Regions from separate parts of the Homo sapiens genome. Here region 1 is linked to region 2. The links are chromatin loops, found by intact Hi-C in ENCODE. Cell type or tissue: PC-3. All regions are shown on one strand. Links, peaks and the distances in the headings refer to the core of each region. The heading gives the core; the rest is flanking DNA.

Evidence for each region. Peaks named below come from ENCODE experiments on the same cell type or tissue, not always from the same donor. Only the 100,000 strongest peaks of a DNase experiment are listed, where the experiment ranks them.
Region 1: it touches region 2 in a loop (6-fold over the local background); 2 of 110 quality-filtered maps call a loop at or near these places.

The regions. Positions count from the first base shown.
Region 1 is chr7:16,398,696-16,409,145 of GRCh38, reverse strand. CRPPA (CDP-L-ribitol pyrophosphorylase A) reads left to right here. Exons shown (of 10, transcript NM_001101426.4): 2 at 2,809-3,085. Among named protein-coding and RNA genes, the nearest start is that of CRPPA, 18 kb to the left of the region's middle. In PC-3, for the core only: no CTCF peak of the experiment used is centred there; no DNase peak of the experiment used is centred there; H3K27ac peaks cover 1,431 bases.
Region 2 is chr7:16,340,783-16,351,232 of GRCh38, reverse strand. The region is part of intron 3 of CRPPA (CDP-L-ribitol pyrophosphorylase A); the gene reads left to right. Among named protein-coding and RNA genes, the nearest start is that of CRPPA, 76 kb to the left of the region's middle. In PC-3, for the core only: no CTCF peak of the experiment used is centred there; a DNase peak (open chromatin) is centred at 4,452; H3K27ac peaks cover 1,686 bases.

The sequences.
Region 1 (10,450 bases), core at 1,936-9,935, 57 kb before region 2:
TGGATCACCTGAGGTCAGGAGTTAGAGACCAGCCTGGCCAGTATGGCGAAACCTCATCTCTACTAAAAATACAAAAATTAGCTATGTGTGGTGGCAGGTGCCTGTAATCCCAGCTACTTGGGAGGCTGAGGCAGGAGAATTGCTTGAACTTGGGAGTCAGAGGTTGCAGTGAGCCAAGATTGTGCCACTGCACTCCAGCCTGGGTGACAGAGTGAGACTCTGTCTCAAAAAATAAAATTGTAGAGGCCACTCATGCTCTTTGGCTTGAGGCCCTGCATCAGTCTGACATCTGCTTCTGTCATCACATCTTCTCCAGTGACTCTCCTGCGACCTCCTTTCCTTTATAAGGACTCTTGTGATTACGTTGGATCCACCTAGATAATTCAGGACCATCTCCATATTTCAAAATCCTTAATCACCTCTGCAAAGTCCTGTTTGCCATTTAAGGTAACATAGTCACAGGTTTCATGAGTAAGAAAGTGCACATCTTTCTGGGTTCATTATTATGTTTACCAAAAACTCCTATTAGAATGTGATGAGTGAGTATTGGTTTTTGCCCTGACTGCACTCACCTGCTTAAAGCTTTTCTATGGCTGCCTATCCTCTTTTTAGGATTAAAGTTTAAAACCCCTAGGATACTGCCCACCTCCTGCCTGGGCCTCCAAGGCTCTGCATGGGGCCTTCTCCTTGCTCGGGGAACTCCAGCTCCGCTTCCTCCCAGCCCATGAGGACCTTGCCATGGCCTTTACTTGGACCAGTCCTCTCTCCTTCTCTCCTAGCCTGTTTGCCTGCTTACCTGCCACCCATCCCTTGTGTCTCAGTGCAAACTCCCTTTTCTTGGAGAATGCCCCCAAAGTCTCCTCCAGACTGTTTAGCTACTCAGCCTACATGCTGTCTTGAACGTGGACTTCTTCATTGTGTTTAATCACAGCTTGCAATTGTTGATCGGTGTTTTTGTTTCATGTCTGTAAGTTCTGAGCGCTTATTTCTGTTGTATCCTCGATGCTGATAAGTTATTTTTTTATTTTTTTTTTTTTAAAGACAGAGTCCTGCTCTGTCGCCCAGGCTAGAGTACAGTGGCATGATCTTGGCTCATTTCAACTTCTGCCTCCTGGGTTCAAGTGATTCTCTTGCCTCAGCCTCTCGAGTAGCTGGGATTACAGTTGCGTGCCACTACACCTGGTTGATTTTTTATATTTTTGGTAGAGACGGAGTTTCACTATGTTGGCCAGGCTGGTCTCGAACTCCTGATCTCAAGTGATCCACCTGCCTCAGCCTCCCAAAGTGCTGGGATTACAGGCATGAGCCACCATGCCCGGCCGATGCTGATAATGTCTCAGTGCTCAATAAATATTAAAGAAATGGGCTTAAAATGAAAAGGCAGTATCACCTATAAAGTAGCTCTTGGTTTTGTTCATCAGTGTAGTCTTCTTTTAGCTACAGGCAGAATGGGGTTTTTGGTTGTGGAAAGGGTCTGTTCGATAACAAGAGGTAGGAGACATTACTGGGTGAGGCAACCCAATGTTAACTTCATTTTTCAGTAAAGGTAATCTTTATGCAGTAATTTTCAGGCCCTTCCATATCTTTAAAAATATTCTAAAGACTTAACTGTTTTAGCATGAAAGTATAGGATCTCATAGGCTAAGAATTAAAAATTAAGTCTTTGTTCAGAATTCGTATCATGGGTCAGAGACCGTTGTCTTGGTTTGGGCTTTTGGGCTGTGGTATATTGACTCTACAGTGATGCTTGCCTCCATTAGCAGTGGTGTTCCAGACAAGTCTGCCAGACTCTAATGCAGCAGCAACTCACTAATGTGGACTACTTGCAGTCTAGTATGTCAGTAGGTCCCTCAAGAAAATGTTTTACAGGCTGGGCTTGGTGGCTCATGCCTATAATCCCAACACTTTGGGAGGCTGAGGTGGGTGGGTCACCTGAGGTCAGGAGTTGAAGACTAGCCTGGGCAACATCATGAAACCCTATCTCTACTAAAAAAATACAAACACTAGCTGGGCATGGTGGCGGGTGTCTGTAATCCCAGCTACTTGGAAGGCTGAGGCACGAGAATCGTTTGAACCCAGGAGGCAGAGGTTGCAGTGAACTGAGATGGTGCCACTGTATTCCAGCATGGGGCACAGAGTGAGACTCTGTCTTGAAAATGTTTTACAAGAGAAACATTGCTTTATGCTTTGTATATGACTCAATAGAACAATCCTATTTCATGAATTGTAAGCTTTTCCACTTTACTTAAACCTTATTGCTACAATATTAATTATAACGGTTTCTCCCATTTAAGGTACGTATTTAGCAAGGCTTGTGTTAGCTAAGTTTTCCAGCTTTGTTGGTATTCAAGTGGTTGGCTGCCAACTTGGTGGAATTCTTGAAAGAGACAGTCAACTTTTAGATCTCAAAAGTGCTTTCAATTGTCTCATTGAAGGGAAAAGTATTTGGAAAAATTTAAAAGCATATCCCAACTATAGACTATTTTTTCATACAATCTATATTCTAATTATTCAAATTTAAGTAAAAAATGACATCTGGTAGTACTATATACTATGTACATTTACTATATCATGTAAGATATTCTATGTAATATGAAACACTATCTAGAGCTATAGTGTTAAATGCTCACTGATTCTTTTTCATCAGCCTCTTTACTGGACCTAACGAGAATGCATAAAACTGTTTTATTAACTTGCAGTTTTTAATCTCCCTATTTAAATATACCAATACTAGTGATTCAATTTTCTGTTACTCACTTTAGTTGTCTAAGAATTAATTTACGAATTGTACATATACTTTCCTTTTAGAGTATGTTGGATAAAGGACATTGTTGTGGCAGTAACTGGAGAGAACATGGAAGTAATGAAAAGTATTATTCAGAAGTATCAGCATAAACGCATCTCACTGGTCGAAGCTGGAGTGACCCGCCACAGGTCAATTTTCAATGGACTAAAAGCACTGGCAGAAGATCAGATCAACTCTAAACTCTCTAAGCCAGAAGTAGTGATTATCCATGATGCTGTGAGACCATTTGTTGAGGAAGGTGTCCTTCTTAAAGTTGTCACAGCTGCTAAGGAACACGGGGTAAGTCTTTTTTCTTGAGTCTAGATAGAAGGGACAAGCACTGTAGTGTGGTTCATTTGCTGAATTTTGATTCAATTCTGTTTAAATGTCAAATTATTTAAAATGTGCATGATGACCTAAAGATGTTATGGTGATTTGTTGTAGTAACTTTATAGATTGAGACTGTTCTGGAACATATCTTTTGCTATAGTCATCTACCATAATGTGATATGAGGTATTTGGAGAAGAATGTATTAATGTTATTACAGTATAGATATAAATGAAACTTTAATGAAAATTAAAAGGCAGTTATATTAAAAATGCCAGAGAAATCTCTCAGAAGTAAAGGATATGTATAATATGGTCCATTGTACTCAATTTTGTGTTAGTTTCGAAGTGGTTTGTTTTCTAGTATATACTATATAAGATTTTCATAGACCTTAAAGTAAATCATCTTGAGATGACAATTGTTTCCATTTGCTTCACCAAAATAAACACAGGATAGCAAAAGACCTATTGTAATCTTTGGAGCATGTTTATTTTTTTCCTTCTATTACCAAGTAAAATTATATAAATATGGTAATAGATACTAAACTTTTTTGCAGTCTAAATTGGAGACTTAGTGAAATTTATTGCCAAGCGATGGTATTATATAATAGAAATAGGCTATGAAGTTGGACAGACCTAGGTCCAAATCTGTCTTTTTATTTACTAGTGATGTCGTGTTTTTAACTTTCTGAGTCCATTTTCCCTACCTGTGAAAATATAAAAAATAATACTTGTAAGGTCATTTTAGGATTGGAAATTATGTTAGCTATTAGAATACTAAGTGCTTAAAGGGTATTAATAATAAGTGCTTAAAGGGTATTATTTTAAGATGAATTATAACATCTATGTAATAGTTTCCTCTAAGATTATAGGCCAACAGGAAGCAAGCCTTCCTAGCCATCTGGGTGCCCAGAAGCTTTTTTTTTTTTCCCCTTTAAAACCTATTTAGGAAAGACAGTCTATAACTTCAATAACCCATGTGTATTTGAATTGCCGTAGGAAATTTTCCCTAACTTCATCTCTTCCTTCTGCAACATGAATTTCACTTTAAATTTAAAACTGTGTAAGAATTTCATAGACCAAATGAAATATTTTGATTTGCCTTTAAACAAAAGGATAAATGGTATTTAAGGTAGTGAAACTTGTGGTCCAGGAACCATTAATGACCACAAAACTTTCCCCTGGATCTTGTGCTTCCCCCTTGACTCCTTCCTCTTCTCCAGACAGCTCAATTGTGGTAGAGGCAAGGTAATCAGTTGCAAGGGTGGTGAGAAGGCATAAAGAAGCAGAGGATTTACAACTTAAGAATTTGAGTAAATTTTGCACATTTGGAAGAGTTCTTAGGGATGACAATACAATTTGGTAGATGGGCATTCATTGCAACGCATATTATACACAATTTTTTTTTTTTTTTTGCCTGTGTTACCTTTTGGAAAATTCACTTAAGCTCACTATAACAATTGCACACATTTGCAATTTTTTTTGTTGTTGTTGAGTAATAAGCAGAAAGTATTTCTGAGATATTGTCCATAAAGTGAGTCTTCTGAGAGTATGTTGTAAAAGGCAAAAGAAGTCTTTTATCTTGCTCCAATTAATATGCTAAGTATATCATTGTCTTACATGTGATTTAATAGAACATATTAAAATACATAGCAGTTACTTTTTGCAGATTTGAGGGAGTTCCTATTAGATTGTTTCTTAGAATATAATTTGTAAGATTTAATCACATAATGCATCTTAAATGAAACAAAGTATATTTCAGTGAAATCTGTAATTTTCTGATTAGATTAAGAAGCTGGTTCAGAACAAAACTTTACAACTTGTTTAAGGAAACCTCAGAAATACAGTTTCTTTTAGAAATATTGCCTTGTTTTTGTTGGTGTTAAAACATAAAGGGTAAAATCATGAGTTTTATATACATCCATGTTTAAGAATTTTTTCAAGTTTATTAATGAGAGAACCAGACAGATGTTACAACTGGTTCAAAGTTGAATCCAGAAAAGCACTTATTTATACAAAGTAAAAAGGTATGTTGAAGTGAATTAAAACAGAAAACTGGCTTTTTTATGGTGGAGTCAGTTGAAACTCCAATAGACAAAATTCATTTGCATGTTTATAGGCAAGAATTGTTTTGCATTGCTATTGGTTATCTACAACTTTGAAAGCTGTAAAAGAGCAGCTCAAGGCTAGATTCAGCTAATCTGGAAGAGTCTGCTCTTAGTCATGTAGTTGTCCATTGCAGACATCCTGTAACCTTTTTGGTTTGTTTTAGATTTTCTTAAAACAATTAGGATAGTGTCCCAGTATTCTCAGTTAACTCCAGGCACTATGTCCTGCCAGTTCTCTCACTGTACTGACTTACTATCATAAAAACATAAATGCAGTCACACACCGTTCAGACTGTTTTCCAGGCCTGCTTTTAACTCATTGCCTTTTGTTGTCTTAGATAGTTTTCTACAGACTCCTTAACTGATTATTTTTTCTTCCTAGGTATTAATTTTCAGGTTCTACCTAAAGGTCCCCTTCACACACATTTTCTGAACAAGCTACACTGTGATTATCTTTAGGGGGAGGGGTGGGTTATGTATGCTAACAATAACTCTATTTTAACTGACTTTCCATTTTGCTTAATTAAAAAAACTTAAACTGGTAAAGAGAATGCCTCAAGAGACTCAGATATCCACGATTAAGGCTGGCATTAAGGTTGTAGAGCTCAAAAGCATCACAAGGACCCAGTTTTTCTTTTTGCCTGTATTACATTGTCAGGCCCTACAGGGAGGCAAGATGGCTTCCATAAGTTCGGGAGCAAAATTCCATCAGGGTTATTTCTGTCTTACTTTAATGATGATAGTTTTTCTGGGTATAAAATTCTAAGTCTACAACTGTTTTTTTCCCCCCCTCACTATTTTGAAATTAGGTTATGTCACTGTCTCCTGGCTTTAATATTGCTTTTGGGAAGTCTAACCAACCTAATTGTAATCCTTTGAAAGTAATTTGCCTTTTCTCTCTGAATGCTTAGATAATTTATTTTTCCTATGTGTTGTTTAGTCTCTGTGATGTGTCTGTATAGACTTTTTCCCTTGCTTTGGATTTATTGTCCTTTATGAACATTGATTCATATTTTTATTCTAGAAAAATCTGAATAATTATCTAATTTGAATATTGATTCTGCCCATTTCTGGTCCTGACAACTCTTTTCCCCTTACCTTATGTATACTGTATATATGATACACTCTTATCCAGTCCTCATGTGTCCTAAGTTCTCTTTCATATTGCTGTTTTTGTATGCTGCATCCTAGGTAACTTGTTTCCAATTTCTCATTTTTTTTTTTTTAGCTCTGTCTAATATCCTGTTTAAGGACTTTTAAAACAAACATTTAAAAATTATTTGGAGTCCCATTTTGTCCCTTATCATGTACGATTAATCTCCTTTCTGTTTTTTATCTTCTATTGCCTTTTAAGCTCTGAACATAATACTTTATACACTATAGCCAATAGTACTTCTTGGTCGTTTAATTCACTAACTCTTCATTTCTGTTTACTTTTGTTCATAATTTGTTTCCTCCTTTGTTTTATAATTTGGATTGTAAGCCCATGTTTGGCAAGACTTTATCATCAGGATTTCTGTAAACATGGGATAAGGGTGTGTTTCTGAGGCAAGGATTTTTGTTCCTTCTGCCAGAAATCCCAGGGGCTTTACTAACTTGGAACAACTTTACATTAATTCTTGGCTTGAAGTTTTATAGATTCTGTGGTAATGTTAAATGAAACTCCAAACTCACATGAAACCAAGCTTACTGTTGTAACTTCTCAGGGAAAACTGTCCCTGCCCTTCAAGATCCCAAGCCAAGATAATTTTGCTTGCTGTTTTCCTTCACTTGTGAGTGTCTCTCCTCCCCTGCCCCAGCTACCTTTTAAATGAGGGACTTTCCCTTTTATGGGTCTTAGTGTGGAAATTACAGTTCTAATCAAGTAGCACACGCTCAAGGTCTTAGTCCTCATTCTTCCTCATCTGTTAAAACTAAAGCCTCTTGTTAACTGAAAGCATCTCTGCCATCTTATTTCTCTGATTGCTAACTATCAGGTTGTTTTACTCTTAGGTGATTGTTTGAGTCCAGACATACTCTTAAAAGGCTGTTTGTAAAATTCTCTCCTATATATATATTTTTTTAATGAAAGAGGTGTTTCAAGATACCCAGTCTACCATATTACCAAAATTAGAGGTCCGTAATCTTTTCTAAGTCAGAAGGACTTGTATATTTCTGCGTAATTAAGTCAGATAAAGAAGTGGCAATGAGGACTTTGTTATAAGGGAAATGTTGGAAAGAGTAAAGTAAGTTGGAATGTGGAGAAATCAAAGGTAAGTGAGAATAATTTTAAGAAGGACCAACACGTTAAATATTACATTGACTCTAAGAACACTAACAATAGGATGACTCAAATGAGACTGCATCAACAAAGCAACCTCCTAAGTATTGCTCCTGGTGGAAGAAGGCATTTTCTAAGTTACTGGTATATCCTTCTTACCTCAGCTTTGTACTCCAGCACCTCTAGTCATTTTATGCTCTTGTTGGTGATCAACTTCTTACACACTTCTCACCTTGCATACCCCTAATTTATGTTATAAATCATAGCAGTCTGGCTAATTTTTCCTCTGACCATTCTTTCCAAAATCACCTGTGACTACCTAATTCCCATATTAAAAGTGCATTTCAGTCTGTTGAATAATAAAGAATTTGCTCTTTATTCCAGGTTCCTGGGAGGAAGACTCTAAATCTTTGGGATTGCTGAAGTAACAGGAGAGTCTGTTATTTATGAGCTCCTTGGATTATACCTGAGCTTATGCTAATGAGAAAACATGATTTAGGAAGTGGGCTGGTCACCAGAAAGATGAAGTAATGTGATTAGAGGCTTTGAACCAGCTCAGCCTCTGGGGACAGGAAAGGGGCTGAAGATTGAGTTCAAGCAGGTGGCCAGTGATTGAATTAGTCATGCCTCTATCATGAAACCTCAAACTCTGGACCCTGGTCCAGGAGAGCTACCTGGTTATTGAACACAGGGCTGTGCTGGGAGGGTGGTGTACCCTGATTCCATGGAGACAAGGCATAAAAGCTTTAGGATTCCCCCAGACCTCACCCTGTGTCTCTTCATTTAGCAGTTGTATCCTTTGTAATTAAAACTGTAATTACAAAGGTATAACTTTTATAAATGTCACACACGTGTCAGGCATGTGTTGGGCATATGTTGGGCATGTGTCCACGTCTTCCATCACACATATTGGTCATGTGCCACGTCACAGGTGTTGGTCACGTGTCACAAACGTGTAACGTGTCATACACGAGTTGGTTATGTATCTCACAAGTTGGTTATGGACACGTGTCAGTCACGTGTCAAAAATGACTCGATCACATCATGTCGGTTGTGTTGATCACATGCCAATCGTGTCAATTGTGTGTCACAAATGTGTCAGTCAAGTGTCGATCGTGTCGACGTGTCAGTAGTGTCAATCATGTGCCAGTCGTGTCGTTCGGGTGTTATACATGTTGGTCATGGGTCAATCAGGTGTCGGTCATGTGTCACACAAGTGTTGATCACAAGTCGATCATATGTCAGTCACCTGTTAGTCATGTGCCAGGCCTGTCAACCAGGTCAGTGTGTCACAAACGTGTTGGTCATGTGTCAATCATGTCAATCACGTGTCTATCAGGTGTTGGTCAAGTGTCAATCATGTTCCGTGTCTCATTGGTCATGTCACACAGGTAATCACGTGACAATCACGTGTTGATCATGTGTAGATCTTGTGTCAGCCACGTGTTGGACACATGCCAACCATGTTTCAATCGTGTCAGTCACGTCACAAACGTGTCATCACGTCAATCATGTCAATCACGTGTCAACCATGTTGGTCACGTGTTGGTCATGTATCACACTCCAGTCACGTGACAGTCATGTCATACACGTTGCCGATCACGTGCCAATCACGTGTTGTGTATTCGTCACGTACTAATCATGTCATTCGCGAGTCAGTCACATGTCAAATGCGTCAGTCACGTGTCAATCGTGTCACATGTAAGCCATGTCAGTCACGTGTCACATATGGTCACATAACACGCCTGTCACACACGTGTTGATCACATAACGATCATGAGTCAATGTCACGTGTTAGTCATGTGTCAATCAGGTGTCTGTCATGTGCCACACGTGCTGATCACGTGACGATCAAGTGTCAGTCACGTGTTGGTCACGTGCCAAGCATGTCAGCCACTTGTCACTTGTGAGAAACGTGTCAGTTACATGTCAATCATATGTCAGTCATGTCAGTCATGTTGGTCACGTGTTGCTCACGTGTCACTGGTCATGCGTCGGCCACGTGTCACACGTTGATTACATGTCGATCATGTGTCGATCGGGTCAGTCACGTGTTGGACACATGCCAATCGTGTAAGTCGCTTGTCACATGTCACAAACGTGTCATGTCATTCATGTCAATCTCGTGTCAGTCACGTGTCAATCATGCTCTGGTCACGTTGGTCACGAGTCACATGTGTTGATCAAACGTCTTGTCAATCTCGTATCAGTCACATGTTGGACATGTGCCAATCTTGTCACTTGTCACATGTCACAAAGGTGTCACATGCCAATCACTTCAATCGTGTCACAAATGTGTCACGTCAATCATGTCAGTCATGTGTCAATCACACTCTGGTCACGTGTTGGTCACGTGTCACACGTGTTGATCACACGTCAATCGTATGTGTATCGTGTCAGTCACATGTTGGACCTGTGCGATTCAATCCTGTCAATCACGTGTCTAGTGTCACAAATGTGTTGGTCATGTCAGTCGTGTGAATCGTGTCATGTCACGTGTTCATGTGTCAATCATGCTTTGGTCACACATTGGTGAAATGTCACGTGCTGACCCAAAATGACGATCACGTCTATCATGTGTCAGTCACGTGTTGGTCATGCACCAATTGTGAATCGCTTGTCACCTGTCCTAAACGTGTTGGTCACATGTCAATTGTGTCAGTCAAGTGTCAATCACATTCCGGCCATGGGCTGGTCAGGTGTCACGTGTTGATTACGTGATGATCACGTGTCAGTAACGACTCGATCATGTGTCAGTCACTTGTTGGACATGTGCTGATCACGTGTGAGTCACGTGTTGGACACATGCCAGTTACGTAAATCGCGTCAGTCACGTGTCAAACGTATTGGTCACGTTTCAATCATGTTAATCACGTGTCAGTCAAGTGTCAGTCACGTATCACGTGTTTGTCACATGTCAGGCATTGGTTAAGTGTTGGTCACGTGTCACCCACGTGTTGATTAGATGCC
Region 2 (10,450 bases), core at 770-8,769:
AGGGCTTAAGTTTCAGTTTTTCAGCATATGGGTAGCCGGTTTTCCCAGTACCATTTATTAAATACCAGATTTCTGGTATTGAAATCTGTTACTGTGTTACAATTCATTTCCTTTCATATCTCTTAGTGTTTGCTTTATATATTTAGATGCTCTGATATTGGGTGCCTATATATTTAAAATTGTTATATCCTTTTTGATGAATTGTCCCCTTTATCACTATGTAATTGTCGTCTTTGTCTGTTTTTACAGTTTTTGGCCTAATGTCTGTTTTCTGAAAATAGTACAGCTATTCTTGTTCTCTTTTGGTTTCCATTTGCATGGAATGTATTTTTTCATCCCTTCACTTTCAGTCTGAGTGTTCTTTAAGATGAAATGAGTCTCTCATAGCATATAGTTGGATCTTTTATCCATTAAGCCACACTCTACGCCTTGTGATTAGATCATTCAGTGCATTTAGCTTCAAAGTAATTATTGATAGGTAAGGACTTACTAGTGCCATTCTGTCAATTGGTTTTTGGTTGTTTTACAGGTCCTTGGTTCCTTTCTCTCTTGCTTGCTTCATTTGTGGTTTGATGGTTTTCTGTAGTAGTATGCTTTGGATCACTTTTTAAAAAATCATTTGTATATCTATGATAGGCTTTTGTTGTTACCTTGAGGCTTACATAAAGCATCTTATAACAGGCTATTTTAAGTTGATAATTTTGATTGCATACCCAAACTACACTTTTAGTTCCCTTTTATGTTTTATGTTTTTGATGTCAAAATTTATATTTTTTAATATTTGTAGTCCTTAAGAAATTATTCCAGCTTTAGGTGCTTTGAATAGTTTTGTTTTTTAACATTTGTACTACAGATATAACTGACTTATTGCCATTACCGTATTAGTGTTTTGGATTTGACAATGTACTTCTACCAGTGAGTTTTATGTAGTCATATGTTTTCATGTTACCAATTATTGTCATCTTCCCTAAGCTGAGGAACTCCCTTTAGCATTTTTTATAAGGTAGGTCTACTGGTGATCAACTTTTTCAGCTTTTGTATGACAATGTCTTTATTACCTCTTCATTTTTGAAAGATAGGCTTCCTGGGTATTCTATTCTTGGTTGACATTTTTTTTTTTAAGTTCTTGAAAATATCGTTTAATTCCCTCCTGTCCTGAAAAGTTTCTGCAGAAAAAAATCCACTGATCATTTTATGGGGGCTCACATGTCTCTAACAACTTGGGTTTCCCTTGCTGCTTTCAAGATTCTGTCTTTAACTTTTGGCCATCTGATTCTGATATTTCTTGATATGGTCTCTTTGGATTCATCTTATTTAGTGTCTCTTGGATTTCCTAGATCTGGATTTCTATCTCCTTTTCCAGCCTTGGGAAGTTTGTTATTATTTTTTTTCAATATGTTTTATGTTTCTTCTGTTTTCTCTTCTGGCATGTGGATAATGCATACGTTCTTCCACTTGATGGTGTCCCATAAATCTCATAAGTAATCCGTACTCTTTCTCATTCTCTTTTCCTTTTGCTCCTTAGGTTGTGTGATTTCTGGTGATCTTTGAGTTCACTTTGAGTTTCTTCTGCTCGATCTAGTCTGCTGCTGATTCCATTGACGTTTTCAGTTATTTTCTTCACCTTTAATTTCTGTTTGACCTGTTTTTGTACTTTATCTTTTATTACTGAAATTATCAGTTTTTGCATTGCTTTTCTCACCTTGGTGAGCATGTTTATGACCATTGTTCTAAATTCCCTGTCAGGTAAATCACATATCTTCACTTCACTCAGGTCATTTCCTAGACATTTATCTTGTTCTGTTATTTGGAACGTATATTTCTGCTTTTTCATTTTCTTTGACACTGTTGTTTTCTGCATATTAGGTAAAACATCTGCCTGTCTTGTCAGACTAATTTCATATAGTGAGAGGATTTCTAATTCATCTGACCAAGGATTTTAAGGTACCTCTCAGTCTCATGTTTATGCAGACTGCTGTCTGTTTTTTGTGGACCTTTAGGAGGTTGGGATGTGCCACATCCTGGCAGTACTCTGATACCTGGAAGGTAGAAGCCAAGACCCTCTAGATGTAGCTGAAAAGGTTTAGGTGTTGGATGGTCTTCTAGTTTCTTCTATTTTCATGATGAAGCTAAGCATGCATATTTATCTCCCATTCTCTGCATCAAATTAGGGAGAGGATATGTTACAAATATTGTACTCACATTCAAGCTGCACCCTCTGATACTAGGGAGATAGCTGCTGGAAGGGGTCCTGTTATATGTCCACCTCTTTGTCCTCTGTGGTCTAGGACTATTCAGGAATACAAAGCCCCATTGACTTCCAGAGGTAGGTTGTTAAGGAGACAGTCCCTTGGGTGGGAGCTAGCTCTAGAAGTGTGGCACTTGGTGCATGGATAAACTCTAAGAAGAGTGGGTAGACCTGAAGTAATCACTGGGGTGAACCAGAGGAAAGGCTTTAGGAAATGTGCAGTGCCCTGGCTCAGGCTGCTGAGAGGCTACTGTTTGTCTTCTTTGTTAGCTCCCAGATGCAAGTGGACTAGAAGCCAGACCACTAATTAACCAATGAAAGAGTGTGCAGCAACCACCTTCCAGAGAAAATGAGAGTTTTTTTCTGCACTGTTCCCAAAGGGCGTAGCCCTTATATTTTCATGTCTAAGACTACCTCTTGGTTTGGTCCTCTTCAGGAGACGCTCATATACCTAGTCCCTTCTGCTTCCAGAGCTAGATTTATAGGATGCATTACCTCAGGGCGGCAGCTGTGAAAAATTAGGCACAGAATGTGTGTGTAAACCTCTTCCAGGGTGAAATAGGGAGCAGCAGTTTTTGAGCCCTTTCTCTACTCTCAGGGGATTAAGCCCCTGGACATGCTTGTTTGCTCGTATAAAATTGCTGCTTTTTTCTGTAGTCTAGAGAGACTTGCTTATGTGTGCTCTCCTCTTGAAGAGTTAAGAAGTTTAGGATGCAATTTCTGAAGTGGAAGCAGTAAAAGTTGAGCATTCAATGGACAGACAAATTCTTTTCAGGATAAATTAATAGACTTGGAGTTAATAGCTGGAGTGAGCTGAGGAAGAAGGCTTGGGAAGTGCTGATCTGCTGCTCAGGTTGCCAGCAAGGTATTATCTAGCTGACCCTTTATCTCCTTGATACAAGCTACTTAGAAGCTGGGTTGTGCCAAGTAGCCACTGGAAGAATGTGTCGTAAATCTCCTTCCAGAGAGAAATGGGGAGCTATTTATAGTCCCTTCTCTGCACTGCTCTCAGAGGATGAGGCCCCTGGAAGTGCTTTTGTGCCTGTAGAAAACCACCATTTTTTTTCCTGTGGTCTGGAGAGTCTTTAATCCTCTTCACTCCCTGCATTGGTGAATTAAGAGCCTAGCCATAAGGAAACTTAGGTTAGGGTGCTATATGTGGTTCAAACCCTCTTTTCCACAGGGAGAAGCTGGGTGCTGGGAATTCTTTCAATTTTATGGTACAGTGCCTATGGAAGAATCTGTGCCTGAGTGTGCCTCAGCTTTTTCTGCCCATCCAGTGTGGATGTTTTCTCAGTTGCCTTATTGGGTAGGAGACTTGACTAATGTCTGACTTTATGTAAGGGAATTCATCTGTGAGTAGATGTCTATTCACTGGGTCTATGGGTGAAGGGGGAATCTGGAGCCTCCTGTTCTGCCATATTGCTAATTCTCCTATCCCTGACTGCTTCTTGACTATATTTTCTGAACGATAAAATAGTGGCATTATTTAAAGTGGCATCAAAACATGGTAGAACTCTATTCAGTTTGCACCTGGGTAAAGTGGATCTTGACTGAGGCAGGAACAACTGATAACACAAGTCCTTGGTTTATTTTTTATTCACTCTGTAAGTGGTAGACTTGAAATAGGACAAAGATATACTTACTGATACTAATGTTTTGATAATGCAATAAGACTTTAGTCACTTAGGAAAAAGGGGAATATCACAGTAATAGAGTCATAGAACTCTGAAACTAGACTGGTTGGGCTTTTTGGTTTTCCTGCTTGTTATATAACTGTCAGGAGTCTATTTAAGGTGTCAATCTTAGTTTCCTTGTCTGATAAATGGGGCTGAAAGTCATATCTACCTTATGAGTTTGGTGGAAAGTTTGGATGAGCTAACCTATGTAAAGCATCTAGTATTATGCCTGATATTGGAAGTATTTATTAGTTATTATGGACAAATATTCTCAAAACTCCATGGCATAAAACAGTAATTCTTAATCACTTGTCTGTGGGTTGACTTGGTGTTTGTTGATCTAGGGTGGAGTTGACTGGGTGGCTTTGCTTATAGCTGCAGATCTGGCTGTGCTTGGCCCTTTACTGAGGGTTATACACAGGACTGTTTCTCCTGGATCCTATGCTGAAAGGGAGGTAGCTACGTTGGTGAGGTTTTTATAGTAGTGGAGGTGCAAGAGATTAATTCAACATATGTGGTTTTTCATGAGGACTAGGCATGGAATGTGCACACTGCCACTTCCATTCACATTCCTTTGGGCCAAGTAAGCCTTGTGACAAAGCCAAACATTAGTACAGTAAGCTGGTATACTTCACATCTATGAGACAAGACAAGGGTGTGAGTACATTATTCTACCACAGAGAAATAAAAAAATTATGACAAATAATTCAGCCTGCTGCAGTAGTCAACAAACACTAGCTATTGCCTCTGCTAATTATCTTAGCTTTTCTTATCATTTTTTTTTCTCTTGCTATGAACTTTCTTGCATGAACAGAATGGGTGCTGAACCTGTAACATTCTTGTGGTTTTAGCACATTACAAGCCTGACTGACCGCATCTTTTTCTCAACTGACACAGCTCTTTTCCTTATCCTCTGGCTTAATTTCAACCCTTTAGATCACAGCTTAAATATAAACTTCTTATGGAGCCTTTGTTGTTATTCCTCTTATTTCTTTTCTAATATTCTTTTACTTCCGTCATAGTACTTATTTCTATTTGTAATTATCTAGTTTGTTTTTACTTGTCTGTTACCTTTATCCTTTTTAAATATGCAGTCCACAAAGGCAGGGACTTTATCTTGTTCACTGTGTCATCCTCAGGGCTGAGCAATGGCACCTGGCACATAATAGCCACTCAGTAATTATTTTGTTCTTATAAGAAGGAAACATTTGGAGAAATTATGAAAACAGTTTTATATTTGAGATAAAATTATCTTTTCCAGTGTGTCTGATTTTGGTGTATCAGTTTATTACAGGCGTTTACTAAATAACACCTTAGAACACTTACGTCTACAACGAGACTTTGAGAAATAATGTTTTTATAAGTGAATTCAGCAATGAGTAAACAAAAGCTTTTATAACTTAATGAGGCAAAGAATTAAAGGAAATCATTTGGACTCTGGAGGATAAAACCTGAACAAATGTTCTAGTTGTAGCAGCAGATTTCTATACTTTTATAGAGTCAATTTCCATGTATAAAAAGATAATTGTACCTCTTCAAAAACTCTAAAGGACTGAGAGTGACATTTTAGCAGAGTTGCCAAACTAACAGCTTGAGGGTCAAGTATAGCCTCCAGTATGTCTGTATATCCTACATATTTTTTAACTGAAAATTTTTAGCATAAAAGTTCATTTTTTCATTAAACAATATAAGATTCAGCAATACTGTGTTCTCTTTCCTGTGTGCTGTGTTGTCACATATATTGCATATTTATACACTGTTTACCTTTTAATATTTATATTATTGCTCTCTATAGTTGTCATATAAATCAGGGCAATAAAAGGGTTCAACCAAAAGTACATTTATATGATCATTTATATTTACTTATTTGTATATGTGCTTACTTTTACTGGTCCTCTTTATGTAGATTCAGGTTACTGTCTCATGTCCTTTCATTTTAGCCTCAAGTATTCCGTTTGGTATTTCTTGTAGCACAGGTTGACTAGCAACAGATTCTCAGCTTTTGCTTACCTGGGAATGTCTTAATTTCTACTTCAAATTTGAAGGATTATTTTGCTGGAATAGAATACTTGGTTGACAGTCTTTTATCTTTTAGCTCTTTGAACATCATCCCCCACTGCCTTCTGACCTCCATGACTTCTGATGAGAAGTAAGCTGTTAATCTTATTGGTGAATGTTGTGCATGATGAGTAGCTCTTACTACTTTCAAGATTCCCTTTTTGATTCCTTTGGCTTTTGATGGTTTGATTTTTATGCATTTATATGCGGACCTGATTGTATTTATCCTGCTTGTAGTTTGAGCTTCTTGGATATGTAGATTAACACTTTTTCATCAAAATTGGGCAGTTTTTAGTTATTACTACCAAAAATTATTTCTGCTCCTTTCTCTGTCCTGTCCTTCTGGGTGGTTCTCCCATTATGATTATTTTGGCATGCTTCATTATTATCCACTGATAATCTGAGATCTTTTTTTTTTGTCCTTCTATTCCTCAGTTTGTATAATCTCAGTTAACATATCTTCAGGTGTGCCAATTCTTTCTTTTGACTGAGCAAGCGTGCTGTTGTGCCCATCTAGTGGACTAGTCATTTGCATTGTACTTTGACTCCAGAACTTATACCTTTTTCTTCTTTTTCAAATAATTTATACCTTTTTATTAACATCTTCTAGTTGATAAGGCAACTTTCTCATACTTTTAAGTCCTTAAGTTGACTGAACATATTAGAAAAATACCATAAATAGGCTCATTCTTTTTTTTTGATAGACAAGGTCTCTGTTGCTCAGGTTGGCATGATCATAATTCACTGTAGCCTTGAACTTCCAGGCTCAAGTGATCCACTCAAGTAGGCAGGACTAGGCACATGCCACCATACATAGCTAATTTTTTTTTTTTTTTTTTTTTGGGTAGAGATAGGTTCTTGCTATGTTGTCCAGGTTGGTCTGTAACTCCTGTCCTCAAGTGATCCCACCTGCCTTGGCCTCCCCAAGCCCTGGGATTACAGATGTGAGCCATCACACCTGGCCCACGTTATTTTAAATAAGTCAAAATTCTAGGTTTCTGCAGGACAGTTTCTCTTGACTGCTTTTCCCTCCTCTATATTGGCAATATGTTTCTGCTGCTTTACATACCTCTTGGGTTTTTGTTAAAAACCGAACATTTTCATTAACACAATATGACAACTTTAAAAATCAGATCTCCTCTCCCTAGGATTTAGTGTTAATTTTTTGTTGTTGCTGTTTAACAGCTTTCCTGAGCTAATTCCATAAAGTCTGTTTTCTTTGTTACATATGATTACTGAAATCTCTTCTAGATTAGCTTGATGGTCAGCCATTGGTTAGACAGATTTCCTTTAATAACCGGAACTAATAACTGTCCCATATTTTGCCTAAGGGCTCTATGCATGTGTAGGGTTACACCCTTAAAGCTCAGAGGTGCTATTGATAACTCTTCTTTAGTCCTCACTTTGTACATGTGCAGAGACACGTGGTCATCCAGAGGTGAGAGCATATGGCTTTCTGAGGTCTTTCCTGGGCATGTGCGCAGCCCAATGCACGTATGTGGCATTTTCTAGTTTTCCAGGAATAGGTTTTCAAAGTCTCCCATGAACATCTCATTCCCCAGATTTTCCTTTTAAGTGTTTTGGTAGCTTCTTGTGCGCCTCAACTGTGATCACCATCTAATGCAACTGTGATGTTAAACAATTACCACTGACTGTTTTTGCAAATGCCTCCAAGAAAATGCTGCAGTGGGAAACTGAGTCAGATCAACTAAAAACATATATTGGGAAATAGATTTTGCAGGGAACTTTGAGACAGGTCGAATATGGCAGTTATCTGGGAACTGGGACTTGGAGCAAATCCAACCTTATTTTGCTTTTTTCATTGGCTACTAGGCTTCCGGTTTTACTGTAATTGTACAATGCCAGTTTTCAAGGCTCCCTTCAGATTCAGAAGAGTTGGGGGGTGGAGAGGAAGTGGTTTTGTTATAAGGTTAATTAAACTGCTACAACTTCAACTATTACCAGGATTCAGTGTTTTATACCTGAATAAACATCCCCTAGATGTTGCATGCTTTAGGTTAATTTCAGATTTATTTAAAAAAAAATGATTTTGATCATTTTTCCAAAGTTCTCACGACTTTTATGAATGAATTTTTGGAACTGCTTACTAAGCCATTTCTGCTGATTCAGTCCCCGTAAAATGTAACTTATTATTTGATTTTCACATATTTGGCTTTGTGCATGTGTCATTTACTTATTTATTTTTTTGAGACAGGATTTCACTTTGTCATTCAGGCTGGATTGCAGTGGCATCATCTTGGCTTACTGCAACTTCTACCTCCCAGGCTCAAGCAGTTGTCACACCTCAGCCCCTTAAGTAGGTGGGACTACAGGCACGTACTACGATATCCAGCTAATTTTGTATTTCTGTATATATATCTCTATATATCTATATATGTATATCTATATATCTATATATCTATATATGTATATCTATATATCTATATAGATATATATATATATATTTTTTTTTTTTTTTTTTTTGTGGAGACAGGGTTCATCCTGTTGCCCAGGCTGCTCTTGAACTCTTGGGCTCAGATCACCTCTTGAGGTGATCTGCCCACCTCAGCCTCCCAAAATGCTGGCATTACTGGTGTGATCCACTGTGCCCGGCCTTGTGCATGTTTTTAATTCTCATTTATTCCTGAGATGAGGATTATCAACATGAAATAAGAGCCAAATACACAAAGCTTCGTTATTGACTTTTACATGCCACATCCATTGTTGCTTATTTAAAATTATATTTCAGTACTAAATACAAATATTTTAAATGTCTCTTTCCTTTAGTTGGGAATACCTTTTCCTAAAATATAAGTTTGTGCCTGTTTTGACCTTTTAATTATCATTAGAATAATGATTTACCTGGTCTCTTAACTTAGCATATTTTCTCCCATGTCATTTTCTCAAATGAAATATATTATTTTCACATTAGAGAGAATTAGTGGTTTATTTTTTTGATTTATTAGGTAATGTTTAAGCTCTTATTCACAAGATTTCTGGAAACAGTAACATTGATGTTGAAATAAATTGAAGCATACACCTTCATTTATGGAACTGAAAATAAAATGTTAGGACACATAATCAGAGGGTCACTTGTGAAATATGGGTTGATTATTAATACCTAGATGTTATGGTTCTCATGAAACCCATGATTAGAGTTTTATAAAGTGTGTAGGTGCCTGTGTATGTGGAGGAGGTACAGAAATAGAGTATGTGCAGCAGAGACCAATATGCACAGAGTGAGAAACCAATAGAAAGGTTGCCAGAAAGAAAGACTGTGACACACTCCACAGTGGGGAGCAAAGAGGGAAGGAGGGAAGAAATGACTAGAGAAAGAAATAGAATACAGACAAGGAAAGGGAGGGAAGTTAGACAGCAGATTCTACAGAAATAGTGGAAAAGCTAATTTTTCTAGCTGCTCTTAGGAAGAAAGGTTAAACCATCACTTCCCAGACTGTTACATGGAACACTATTCTCTAAGATATTCATTGTTGAGATAAGTCTTATTGTAAAATATATTTGGGAAGTGGTAGACATAATATCCCACATTTGAGGATTCAGAATACACGTTATTAATTAAAGTCCCTAAAATAAACTTGAAATTTGTTTAACCTAGCATTTCCCCACCTAATATGTATAAACAGTACTTTCTGTGGATTGCAGTTGGTAACACACTGAAAAAATAGGGCAGCTCTGTACAACAAACAGGACTTGTAGGTAATTTTATTCACTTATTTTAATTTTTCATTTCAATTAAATATGAAAGGCAAATATGGATAGGCAAGAAGTAGTGGCAATTAAAAGTCAACATTGTTTATTTTTTAAAGACTTTTTTTAGAGCAATTTTACAGCAAGATGGAGGAGGTACAGAGAGATCCTTTATAGCCCCTTTCCCTCTAGGTGTGCATAGCCTTTCCCATGATCAATATCCCCTACCAGAGTGGTACCTGTTTTTTTTTTAAACCATTGAACTTACATTGATACATTATTATCATTATCACCTAGAGTTCATAGTTTACACTAGGGTTCACTCTTGGTGTTCTATGTTTCAAGGCTTTGAACTAATGTTATAATGACATGTATCTACCATTATAATATTACATAGGATATTTCACTGCCTCAAAAATTTTCTTTGCTGTATTTACCTTCCCTCTCCCCCAACATCTAACAACCCCTGATGATTTTACTGTCTCCGTAGCTTGCCTTTACAGAATATTATAGTTGGAATCACACAGTATATAACCTTTTCAGATTGGATGCTTTCACTCAGTAATATGCATTTAAAGTTTCTCCATGTTTTTGCATGGCTTGATAGTTTCTTTTTAGAAGTAAATGATATTCCATTCTCTGGATGTACCATAGTTTCTATATTCATTCACCTACTGAAGAATGTTTGGTTGCTTCCAAGCTTTAGAAATTATAAATAAAACTGCTGTAAATATCTGTGCAGGTTGTTGAGTGAGTA